Regions from separate parts of the Homo sapiens genome. Here region 1 is linked to region 2. The links are chromatin contacts, found by POLR2A ChIA-PET in ENCODE. All regions are on one chromosome and are shown on one strand. The core of a region is the stretch at or near the end of the contact, and the rest is flanking DNA. Distances in the headings are between cores, read along the strand shown.

Region 1 (6,498 bases), core at 1,992-4,491, 1.3 Mb before region 2:
GCTGGGCATGGTGGCACATGCCTGTAGTCCCAGCTACTCGGGAGGCTGAGGCAGGAGGATCACCTGAACCTGGGAGGCGGAGGTTATAGTGAGAAGAGATTCTACCACTGCACTCCAGCCTGGGTGACAGAGCTAGACTCCTCAAAAAAAAAAAAAAAAATTTAACCGCATATAAAGAATACCTTCATAGCACCATCTAGGCTAGTATTTGACCGAACCACTAGGCTAGTATTTGACCAAACCACTAGGTACCACAGTCTAGCCAAGGTGACAGGTAGAACTAACCATCACACCTTCCCTGGCTTCTGGGGAAGATGGGCACCTCATCTGCTCCCCCGTCCTTACTTACATGCTATTCTGGGGGCTGTGTTCCCTTCTTCATAGAACTATGGCACTTTGTACTATTTATCTGTTTATCTTTGTTGTTCTCCCGATTTTCCACTGAGCTTCCATTAAAATAATTAAGTAGAAGGTCATTAGACTGAGGTGGTTTTAAAGTCCTAGGTTCTTATGTAAGTAAACTGAATCCTAATTCAAAATTAAAGAGAAAATTGGCCCAGTGCAGTGGCTCACACCTACACCTTGGGAGGCTGAGGTGGGTGGATCACTTGAGCTCAGGAGTTTGAGACCAGCCTGGGCAACATGGTAGAACCCCACCTCTACCAAAAATACAAAAATTAGCTGGGCATGGTGGTGCATGCCTGTGGTTCCAGCCATTTGGGGGGCTGAGGCAGGAGGGTCGCTGGAGTCCAGGAAGTCAAGGCTACAGTAAGCCACGATCTCACCACTGCACTCCAGCCTGGGTAACAGAGTGAGACCCTTACTCAAAAAATAAAATAATGAAAATGTTTAAAAAGATAAAAAAAATTAAAAATAAAATAAAACCGTCCAGGTGTGGTGGCTCACACCTATAATTCCAGCACTTTGGGAGTCTGAGGCAGGCAGATGGTTGAGCCCAGGAGTTCAAGATCAGCCTGGGTAACATGGCAAAACCCTGGCTCTACAAAAAATAAAAAAAATTACCCAGGCATGGTGGTGTGCACCTGTAGTCCCAGCTACTCAGAAGGCTGAGGTGGGAGGATCACTTGAGCCCAAGAGGCGAAGGTTGCAGTGAGCTGTGATCGTGCCACTGCACTCTAGCCTGGGTAACAGAGTGAGATCCTGTCTCAAAAACCAAACAAAACAAAACAAAAAAAAAGAAAAGAACAAGAAAATGAAACTTAAGTTCAGCCAATCACAGGTGGCCAACTGGGTGTATATTATATCATCTCGAAATTCCCATAGGATAGTCTGAATAAGGCAATTGCTCAAACATTAACCAGTCAAATAATTTTTTTGCTCTCTTCTGCATTCACCCTATAAAAGCCTTCCCCTTGTACCCCATTGGCAGAGCCCCAAGCCTGCTTTGAAGTCTCTGTTTTAGGGCTGGGTGCAGTGACTCATGCCTGTAATCCCAGCACTTTGGGAGGCTGAGGCAGGCAGATCACCTGAGGTCAGGAGTTTGAAACCAGCTTGGTTAACATGCTGAAACCCTGTCTCTACCAAAAATACAAAAATTGGCCAGGTGTGGTGGCTGGCGCCTGCAATCCCAGCTACTTGGGAGGCTGAGGCATGAGAATCACTTGAACTTGGGAGGTGGAGGTTGCAGTGAGCTGAGATTGTTCCACTGCACTGCAGCCTGGGCAACAGAGGGAGACTTCATCTCAAACAAACAAACAAACAAAAAAAGTCTATTTTAAAATCACCCTATAAAACCCTCTGTTTTAGAGATGCCCAATTCATGAGTTGCTATTTGCTCAAATAAACTCTTTAACATTTTAATGTGCTTCAGTTTACCTTTTAACATTCCTAAGGTGTGAATTTGTGTTATGTATTCTTAAGTCTTCAGATGCTTATTTAAACTGAAGATTTAGGTGTTTCTTTAGTTTTGATCAATTCTCAGCCATTTTCTCTTTAAATATTGCTCCTTCCTCATTTCTTCTTTGATCTCATTTTTCCCTCTATGTCTCTTAGCCACAATTGCTTCCATACTGTTCTTGCTGTGCTGCTGAGAGGGTGATTTTTTTCAGAGGCATCACCCAGTTTGCTAAGCGTGTCTTTAGCTCCATCTTGTTCTGCTGTTTAATCCATTAATTTTAATAAATAATCCTTTTTTTTTTTTTTTTTTGAGACGGAGTCTTGCTCTTGTCGCCTGGGCTGGAGTACAATGGGGCAATCTTGGCTCACCGCAACCTCCGCCTCCCGGGTTCAAGCAATTCTCCTGCCTCAGCCTCCAGAGTAGCTGGGATTACCATGCCTGGCTAATTTTTTTGTATTTTTTTAGTAGAGAGGGGTTTCACCATGTTGGCCAGGCTGGTTTCAAATTCCTGACCTCAAGTGATCTGCCCACCTTGGCCTCCCAAAGTGCTGGGTAAAATTACAGTCATGAGCTACTGCACCCAGCCCTAAATAATTTTTAAAGCTGTATTTTTCATTTCTAGAACTTTGTTTGATTTGTTTCCCAACATTTTTTAATATTATCTTGTTTCTTATTATTATTTCTTTTCTATTTAAAAATTCTCTAGAATTATTTAACCTATTTATTTTATAACTTCAGGTTTCTCTACTACTCCTGCTTCTTAGGGGATGAATTCTGATTGGTTTGGTTTGGTTTGGCTTTGGTTTTGTATTTACTGATTATCTCTTATGGTGGTTTGTTTCCCTGTGTGATTTGTAATTTTCAATTGGGAAACTCATTTCCAGTGGAAGGTTGTTTTTGCTGTGGAATGCCTGTGAGGCTGGGTTGTGAAAATGTACAGAGTACCTTGGGTTTTGCTTCTGTCAGGGCCCTAGGTTCTGGACTAACTTTTTTTTTTTTTTTTTTTTTTTTTTTTTTGAGACAGAGTCTCCGGTCATCCAGGCCAGAGTGCAGTGGCATGGTCTTGGCTCACTGCAACCTCCACCTCCTGGGTGAGGTTGATTCTCCTTGCCTCAGCCTCCCGAGTAACTGGGATTACAGGGGCACACCACTACCTTTGGCTAATTTTTGTACTTTTAGTAGAAAAGGGGTTTCACCATGTTGGCCAGACTGATCTCGAACTTCTGGCCTTAAATGATCCGCCTGCCTCAGCTACCCGAAGTGCTGGGATTACAGGCGTAAGCCACCGCACCCGGCCTCTGGACTAACTTTTAGATTAACTTTTTGGCATAGGAATCCTGGGACCAGTGGCATGCCAAAGCAGGGGATGAGGCGGGAGCAGTCCATCTCTCTCCTCCAAGTGAGGGAGGCCTGGCCTTTCCATCTTTCACGTGAACTTTTCTCCCACCCAAGACTTCTACAGTGAGAAAACTGTTGCTCCTTCTGCAGGCCCAGTTGGTAGTTTTTCCAGCCTTTCTTTTCTGTGACTGGGATACTCCTCAAGGCTCCAAGCTGTATTCAGCTGGATCAGTTCCAACTCTCCTGCCTCAAACAGCCTGGGGCTGCCTCCTGTTTTTGAAGGGGCTTTAGAACTCTGGGCTCTAGGCCTTAGGGCCTATATCTAGTCAAAACCTCACAAACCGGAGGCTTAGCTCTCACTCCATTTTCTGGCTTTGAGTTCTTGGAACTATTTCTGGAATCTGGGGTTTTCCTTTCTCTTGAGCTCAGCTTTGTATGTTCAAGTGTTTTTCTTGTATTTTATACAGCATTTTTATAGTAATGAGAGAGGGGCTGTCTGAAACAGTGCAATCTGGCATGTTGCCAAAAACCTTCTGCTGCATTGACCTGTGATTATTCAAGGAATATAGTCCTCTCCACTAGACCATAAACCCCATGAGGCAGGGGCTTTGTTGACTTTGCTGAATTCCCAGCTTCTAAAAAGGACCAAGCACATGGCAAGGGATATATATATATATATATATATATATATATATATATATATATATAGACAGTGTCTCACTATGTTGCCCAAGCTGGTCTCGAACTGCTGGGCTCAACTGATCCTCTTGCCTTGGCCTCCAAAGTGCTGGGATTACAGATGTGAGCCGCTGCACCTGGCCCCTCAATAAATATTTTTGAATAATGAACAAAGATACTCCCTCTAGGGGCATTAATACCTAAATCTTAGGGATGTTGGGAGAATTTAACAAGAGAATATGTAATATGCTTGCTATATGGTGGCAACTCAGGAAAGGTAGCCATCACCATAATTTGTCTGTTAAGGCAAAAGCTTGAATGATAGTTTCCCTGCAATTCAGCTCCCACCCTCACCTCAGACAGTAGTCCTGGCCCAGGATGGCAGGCAGGTTCTGTGGGTGTGGCCTCTTGCCACTTCCCAAAGTACCAGGTCAGCCCTTCCACCAGAACAGCCACAGCACTGTGGTTTTATTTTTATTTTTTTGAGATGAAGTCTTGCTCCGATACCCAGGCTGGAGTGCAGTGGCTCAATCTTGGCTCACTGCAACCTCTGCCTCCTAGGTTCAAGTGATTCTCCTGCCTTAGCCTCTAGAGTAGCTGGGATTACAGGCACCTGTAACCACATCTGGCTAATTTTTGTATTTTTAGTAGAGACAGGGTTTCACTATGTTGGCCAGGCTGGTCTCGAACTCCTGACTTCAGGTGATCCGCCCGCTTTGGCCGCCTCCCAAAGTGCTGGAATTATAGGTGTGAGGCACCGCGCCTGGCCTGGAAACAGAATTTGAACACTGATTTGTGTGTGTGTGTGTGTGTGTGTGTGTGTGTTGTAATATCTCCTTGGACATATTAGAAGGATAACCCATTAAGGACTATAATAATAATATATATTAAATGCCTATTGTGTCGGACACCCTCTTTAGTTTAATGCTATTCATTAACTGCTAGGTGGGTACCATCCCCCACTTTGTAAATGAGGAAATTGAGTCTGAGTGATCGTAAGTAACTTACCCAAGGTCCTGTAGCTGATAGGTCAAGGGCTAAACTCCTCTAACTCCCAAGCCCAGTCTCCTGCTGCCAAAGGATTTTCTTTCCTGTGAATGAGAAATTCTCTTGGAGCCCTGGTTCCCAACTTTGACTGCTTGCTGGACTCTCCTGGGAAGCTTTACAAAATCCTGATGCTTGAGTCCTACCCCCAGAGATTTTTATTTAATGGGAAATCAGGATTTTCTGAAGTTCCCTAGGTGATTTTAACAGGCATCCAAGGCTGAGCGCCACTGGCTTAGTGGGTTCCAAATCCCACATCCACCAAGGTCCTTGACTGTAAATGTCACCTGGCCTGACCATCCCCACGACTGGAAAGAAGACCAGAAAAGTCCAGGACAGGAGCCCACCTCAAAGTCCAAGGTCCGTAACTGGTGCCTGTAACTGCTTGCCCAGAGCCAAACTGGGAAATAGGCACCAATAATAGTAACAACATAATGGTGACAATAATGATAGCCAGGGTTCAAACAGTATTTCAATAATGTACTTATTGTGACGTAGCAGGCGCCTTGCGTACTTTACCTCATTTGTTTCTCACAGCAATGCTATGAGTGAGGTGCAATGAATCTCTCCATTTACAGATGAGAACACTGAGGCACAGGCAGGTGAAGTGGCCAGCCCAGGGCCACTCAGCGAGGCTGGGCAGGTTGTGTTCTGGACCACTGGCTTTTCTATGCTGCCTCTCCAACCCCGGGCTGCCTCTAACTTTGCAGTCCCTGGGTCCCCTCAGAACTCTCCCGCTACTCACAGCCCTAGCACTTGATTTGCTGAGGGCCTGCCCCGAACTGGGGAGGTGGGGGTGAGCAATAAATGTGGATAAGGGGCCTGGCCTGGCCCCTCCACTGGATCTCACAGTCTGGCAGGGGTGATAAGGCCAGAGTAGGTGGAATGAGACACAGAGGATGGGTGGAGGGCGGAGGTGGTGGGATTCACCCTCAGCCACCAATTGATGGAGAGATCCTAACCCTTGGTCAGCAGGCTTCTAAGACACCCCTGCCACCGTATCCCTTGAGGCCAATGCCTGAGGCTGGATCCCTGAGCCCTCTTTCTGCCCCCGCACAGTTCCTGGAGGAGGACCATGTCATGGTTAGGACACACGTGGGTTCAAGACCAGACACCTCAACTCTGCAGACCTGGTTTCCTCACCTATGACATCCCTCCTCGCAGGTTTGCTGGAAAGATTGAACCAGCTGGACACAGCCAGTGCCTGGAGTCGGCCTAGCATAGTGTGGGTACAGCCCTTCTCTCATCCTCACCCTGCACTCCTCCCAGCGCCCAGCCTGGCTGCCCAGCCACTTCCCAGCACCAGCTTTCCATGTGGGAATGGAAACTCTGAGAGGGACCACGTCTCTTTGTATTTCCCCAGACTGAATTGTTCACAGCTGGCAGCATGGCTGAATGACTCACCCCTCCCGGAAGGATGCCTGTGTCAACCCAGCAGCTTCATTCAGGTCAATGCTTATTCCCTGAGCACCCGGTAAGTCCGTGGCTCTCATCCCTGGCAGCACACCAGAATCAGGGGGTTTGGAAGTGGGTGAAGCCACAAGGCAAGGAAGAGGCAGTGGAATCAGGATCTCTGGGGT
Region 2 (5,836 bases), core at 1,763-4,262:
GAGTTCCTCCTGAAATCAATGAAGTTCCTGTCTTGGTTGATGTTCTGGTTTATTAAAGCTGGTTTCCTCCTTGGCTACGTGGTACAATGACTGTCTCAGAACGAGAGCTGCTGCTATGAATTCAAGATAAGGGCTTTTGTTAAATACTAGGGCAGGGTAAAATAGAAGCTTTGTAAATTGTTTCCCTGGTGATTTGGGGTGAGACCTTTCCTTAGCTTTTTCCTTTTCCAGTCGCATGAGGGCACTCTTACTCTACTCCATAACTTGTCCTCACACAAAGCTAAAATGGGAAGTGCACTCTAAGACACCTGCTGAGTTTTAGGTATAATACTTACCATCCTTCCACTTGCAAGTGCCTAGATAAGCAGTAGATCCCCTAACCCAGGGTGGTTATAAGCAGCAGTGGCCAAAATGGAGCTGTTCCGAAAATGCCTAAGATAATTTATTTGCACACACAGTTGAAAAAAAGCTGGTTTTAGATACAGACAAATTGAATGGAAGATTTACTTCCAATAACACCTACAAGCTTCTAAAAAAATTATTTTAAAAATGCCTCAATTCAAGAGGTAAAAAAGATATGTGAAACGATTTGAAAATTTTAATGATTTAGGAGGCTTTCTCCTTTTTGCCTCTAGCTGCTCCTCCTCCTTCTACCCCCGTAATCAGAACTCAGCTCTTCCTGTTTGTTCTCCTGGCTCCCATACACCTCTTAGGCACAGATTTTTTAGAATTTCACAATACACACATTTCCTTCCCTCAAAAGGGGGAAATATATTTAAATTTAAAACAAGGGGAACAAACAAAACAACTGCAGAATGAAAATAGAACTACTGAGATCATAAAAATACGAATCCAACAGTTTTTCTAAACTGAGAGATTAATATTTTAAAAATGAGATTCTCAAACATTAAGACATGCCAGGCCAAGCACAGTGGCTCACGCCTGTAATCCCAGCACTTTGGGATGCTGAGGTGGGAAGAACACTTGAGTCTAGGAGTTTGAGACCAGCCTGGGCAACATGGCAAAACCCCATCTCTACCCAAAAAATGCAAAAATTAGCCAGGCACGGTGGTATGCACCTGTAGTCCCAGCTATTAGGGAGGCTGAAGTTGGGGGATCACTTGAGACCAGGAGAGAGAGGTTGCAATGAGCTGTGATCATGCCACTGCACTCCAGCCTGGGCAACAGAGTGAAACTCTGTCTCGGAAAAATAAAAAAAGACATACTGGGTTTTCTGAGACTCCAGCTAGATACATATTATGGCCCATTGTTGTGCACATCTTAAAATAATAGACAGATTAGAACTCAAGTGGTCCACCCAGAACTACAGAGTTAACATGTAGGATCGTCTAAGTTCTCTGTCTACCTCTATATATTTTTTCTGCCTACTTTGAAACTACTGACTTTTCTACTTGTGTTGAGATAAAGCTCACTGTTTATAGTATTACTAACTTAAGAAGACTTAGAAATTTTGTTTTTCTTATACGATTCAGCCAGTTCAAGCTAAAATGTTAACATTAAAAACCTAACTCTAAACTCATTTGAAACTGAATAAAAGGATAAAAGATTTTTAAAATAAAACTGCCATCGAACTACCTTACCCAAAAATTTTGGCTCACAGCCTTCATTAGATTACCTATTGGGACAAATAAAATTTAGCCATGTGAACTAACAGGTCCCAATTTTTTCCAAAAATAATTTAGATCCAACTATCTTTTATAAACTGGTGAGTTTGTATTACTATCTCATGACTAAAATTCTAAAATGAAAACTATAAGGGCCAGATGAGGTGACTCATGCCAGCAGTCCCAGCACTTTGGGAGGCCAAGGTAGGAGGATCATTTGCGCCCAGGAGCTCAAGACCAGCCCTGGCAACATAGTGAGACTCTGACTCTACAAAAAAAAAACTTTTTTAAGTTAGCTGGGCATGGCGGCACGCACCTGTAGTCCCAGGTACTCAGGAGGCTGAGGTGGGAGAATCACTTGAGCCTGGGAGGTCCAGGCTGCAGTGAGCCATGGTCATACCACTGCTCTCTACCCTGGGCAACAGAGTGAGGCCCTGTTTCAAAAGACAAATCAAAAAATAAAGGTATAAGATCTCTATTTGTGCATATATATGTGTGTTTAGATGTGTTTACATATATACATGTAATATGTTATATGTTGTATCTACATGATACCCAATTGACTTATAGATAAATGAGCACTCATAAATTAGTAAGCCCAAAGGTTTTCCAAGTTCACATGACTTAAGTAATTCTTTAATAAATAAACTGGCTTTAAAATTATTAGTAAAATAAATATTAAAATGTCTTCAAAATTGTCAACATACATATTTGCCTAGATTTATGGTCAGATTTATACTTGTCTTATTAAATATTTTACAGGGTCAGGATTTGGCACAAAGGTAAAAAACTATGAACCCAGCCAAAACCAAAATAATCTTTGTGTGATTTTTTTTATAAGTAAGACTAATTTAATATTGTTGGTTTAAGAAATACAGCTAAACCTTCTGAGTTATCAACAAAATACCCATGTATTTAACTTTAAATTTCTTGCTTAGGTAAATATCTGACATTCACAGGCTATAAAAATGGTTAATAGAAAAAAACTTAAAAAACTGAGCACAGGCCAGGCATGGTGGCTCATGTGTGTAATCCTAGCACTTTGGGACCCTAAGGTGGGAGAATCACTTGAGCTCAGGAGTTTGAGACCAGCCTGGGCAACATAATGAGATCTCATCTCCATTTAAAAAATATATATATATTAAATTTTTAAAAAAGCTGGGCACAGTGGTTCATGACTGTTATCCTAATGCTTTAGGAGGCCAAGGCAGGTGGATCATTTGAGATCAGGAGTTCAAGACAAGCCTAAGCAACATAGTGAGACACTGTCTCTACAACACAGTGAGATACTGTCTCTACAAAAATTTTGAAAATTAGTCTGGCATGGTGGCACTTACCTGTAGTCCTGGCCACTCAGGAAGCTGAGAAGGGAGGATTGCTTGTGCCCAGGAGTTGAGGTTACGATGAGCTGATCATGCCACTGCATGATAATAATTTATTACATGGTAAATTATTTTCCTAAAGCAAAATGACAGGTTAATTATAAAAGAGAAAGGGTAGGGCAAAACAAAAGTTCAAACATGTCATAAATAGTCTACAGAAATCATAATAGGCCTGGCGTGGTGACTCATGCCTGTAATCCCAGCACTTTGGGAGGCTGAAGTGGGCGGATCACAAGGTCAGGAGTTCGAGACCAGCACAGCCAAAATGGTGAAACCTCATCTCTACTAAAAATACAAAAAGTAGCCAGGTATGGTGGCGCATGCCTGTAGTCCCAGCTACTCGGGAGGCTGAGGCGGGAGAATCACTTGAACCTGGAATGCGGAGTTTGCAGTGAGCCAAGATAGTGACACTGTACTCCAGCCTGGGCAACAGACTCCATCTCAAAAAAAAAAAAAAAAAAAAAAGAAATTATAATAAAGTTCTTTAAAATTTTTTTAAATGTATATGTGATTAAGTTGGCTATAATCAAAAAAAAGTTATAAGTGTTTCTAAAGATTGAGATTTTGGTCCTCTATGTTAAAATAACATTGTCTTAAAGTATAAATTTGCTCTTAGTGAATTACAAGAGCTTTTGATTTTAAATTCTACAATCTATTTCTTTTCTAAAACTTCTCAAATTTATATCTCAAAAAATTCTACTTGTGCTATACCTCGCTGCACATGATTCCCAAGTCATGAATCGTTGTTGTTCGTTCTTTATACCCTTAAAAAGATACATGTTTTTCTTGGTTGAAATGATAATCCTCTCCTTCAACCTTTTTGTCAACTTCTGTAATCTTTGACTTTTTTTTTTTTTTTTTTTTTTGAGATGAAATTTTGCTCTTGTCACCCAGGCTGGAGTGCAGTGGCAAGATCTCCGCTTACTGCAACCTCCGCCTCCCAGGTTCAAGTGATTCTCCTGCCTCAGCCTCCGAGTAGCTGGGATTAGAGGCATTCGCCGCCGTGCCCAGCTAATTTTTGTATTTTTAGTAGAGACAGAGTTTCATCATTCTAGCCAGCCTGGTCTTAAACTCCTGACCTCAGCTGATCCACCCGCCTCGGCCTCCCGAAGTGCTGGGATTGCAGGCATGAGTCACCATGCCCAGCCAACTTCTGTAATTTTTTTTTTTTTTTTTGAGATGGAGTCTTGCTGTGTCACCCAGGCTGGAGTGCAGTGCCGCGATCTAGGCTCACTGCAAGCTCCGCCTCCCAGGTTCACGCCATTCTCCTGCCTCAGCCTCCCGAGTAGCTGGGACTACAGGCGCCCGCCACCACGCCCGGCTAATTTTTTGTATTTTTAGTAGAGACGGGGTTTCATCGTGTTAGCCAGGATGGTCTCGATCTCCTGACCTCGTGATCTGCCCACCTCGGCCTCCCAAAGTGCTGGGATTACAGGCGTGAGCTACTGTGCCCGGCCTTCTGTAATCTTTTTCTCTGGTTCTAACTCTGGTGTGGCCTGATGCTAAAATGTTTATCTTAAAGCTCTGGAACAAAACCATTTTCCTCCAATATAACTTGATTCTGTAGTCTTGGCTTTTCTCGATATAGCTAAATTATTTCCTATAACCAGGGCACTTTTGATGCTGTTACTGAGACATATTTATTGTCCTGCTTAAGATACAAGTTTCCTTGTTTACTTTCCTCAAAAATATAGTGTACACTCATAACTCTGGACACACTCTTCCTGTATTTTAATTAAATCCAAGTATCCTTTTTTTTTTTCTCGCTCTGTCTCCAGGCTGCAGTACAGTGGCATCATCTCAGCTCACTGCAACCTCCGCCTCCCAGGTTCAAGCGATTCTCCTGCCTCCATCTCCCAAGGAGCTGGGACTACAGGTGCGCACCACCACGCCCAGCTGATTTTTGTATTTTTAGTAGAGACGGGGTTTCACCATGTTGGCCAGGATGGTCTCGATGTCTTGACCTCATGATCCGCCCACCTCGGCCTCCCAAAGTGCTGGAAGTACAGGCGTGAGCCACCGCGCCCAGCCTAAATCCAAGTATTCTTTTCATTGAGTTTGTCTTCCAGGTTATCTAAATAGAGTTCCAATAAAGAAAAACAATCATATTACAAAAGGTTTTTCTTTACTTTTTAGTAACTATCCTAAAATTTTTCTTAATGTTTTATCAAGGTAATTCCTGTGACTTACTGTGTTTTGATCACTTTAAAAAAAAAAGCTTTAAAAAGGTGAAGATTTTTTACATCCACATAACTTTCTTTCTTTCTCTCTCTGTTTCTTTTTTTTTTTTTTTTTTTTTTTGAGATAGGGTCTTGCTCTGTCTTCCAGGTTGGAGTGCAGTGGCACAATCACAGCTCACTGCAGCCTCAACCTGTGAGGCTCAAGAAATCCTCCCACCTGAACCTCCGGAGTAGCTGGGACCAAAGGCACACACCAGTACACTGCCTATTTTATTTATTTATTTTTTGTTTATTTATTCATTTATTTTTTAAATTTTTGGTTGAGACAGGGACTCATTAGGTTTCCCAGGCTGGTCTCGAACTTCTGGGCTCAAGTGATCCTCCCGCCTTGGCCTTCCAGTGTTGGGATTACAGGGATGAGCCACCACATCCAGCCTTTTATCTTTTTTTTTTTTCTGAGATAGAGTCTCGCTCTTGTCGCCCAGGCTGTAGTGCAATGGCGCGAACTTGGCTCATTGAAACCTCTGCCTCCCGGGTTCAAGTGATTCTCCTGCCTCAGCCTCCCAAGTAGCTGGGATTACAGGTGCCTGCCACCATGCCCAGCTAATTTTTTTGTATTTTTAGTAGAGATGGGGTTTCATCATGTTGG

What was found. ChIA-PET counts read pairs that join two places held with the same protein, here RNA polymerase II (POLR2A).
Region 1: POLR2A ChIA-PET joins it to region 2 with 16 read pairs in H1. The contact joins the enhancer-like site here to the promoter of RDH12 in region 2. POLR2A ChIA-PET finds 5 or more read pairs at or near these places in 2 of 52 experiments (H1 and activated T-cell).

The regions. Positions count from the first base shown.
Region 1 is chr14:69,005,699-69,012,196 of GRCh38, reverse strand. No RefSeq gene overlaps it. Among named protein-coding and RNA genes, the nearest start is that of ACTN1-DT, 29 kb to the right of the region's middle. RefSeq lists an enhancer at 6,129-6,498. Within about 2 kb of position 3,241, at least 3 of the 41 ENCODE cell types and tissues checked have a DNase peak (open chromatin) inside an H3K27ac peak, as active enhancers do.
Region 2 is chr14:67,699,062-67,704,897 of GRCh38, reverse strand. RDH12 (retinol dehydrogenase 12) reads right to left here and starts at 3,012. Exons shown (of 9, transcript NM_152443.3): 1 at 2,963-3,012. It also overlaps a transcript of GPHN not described here.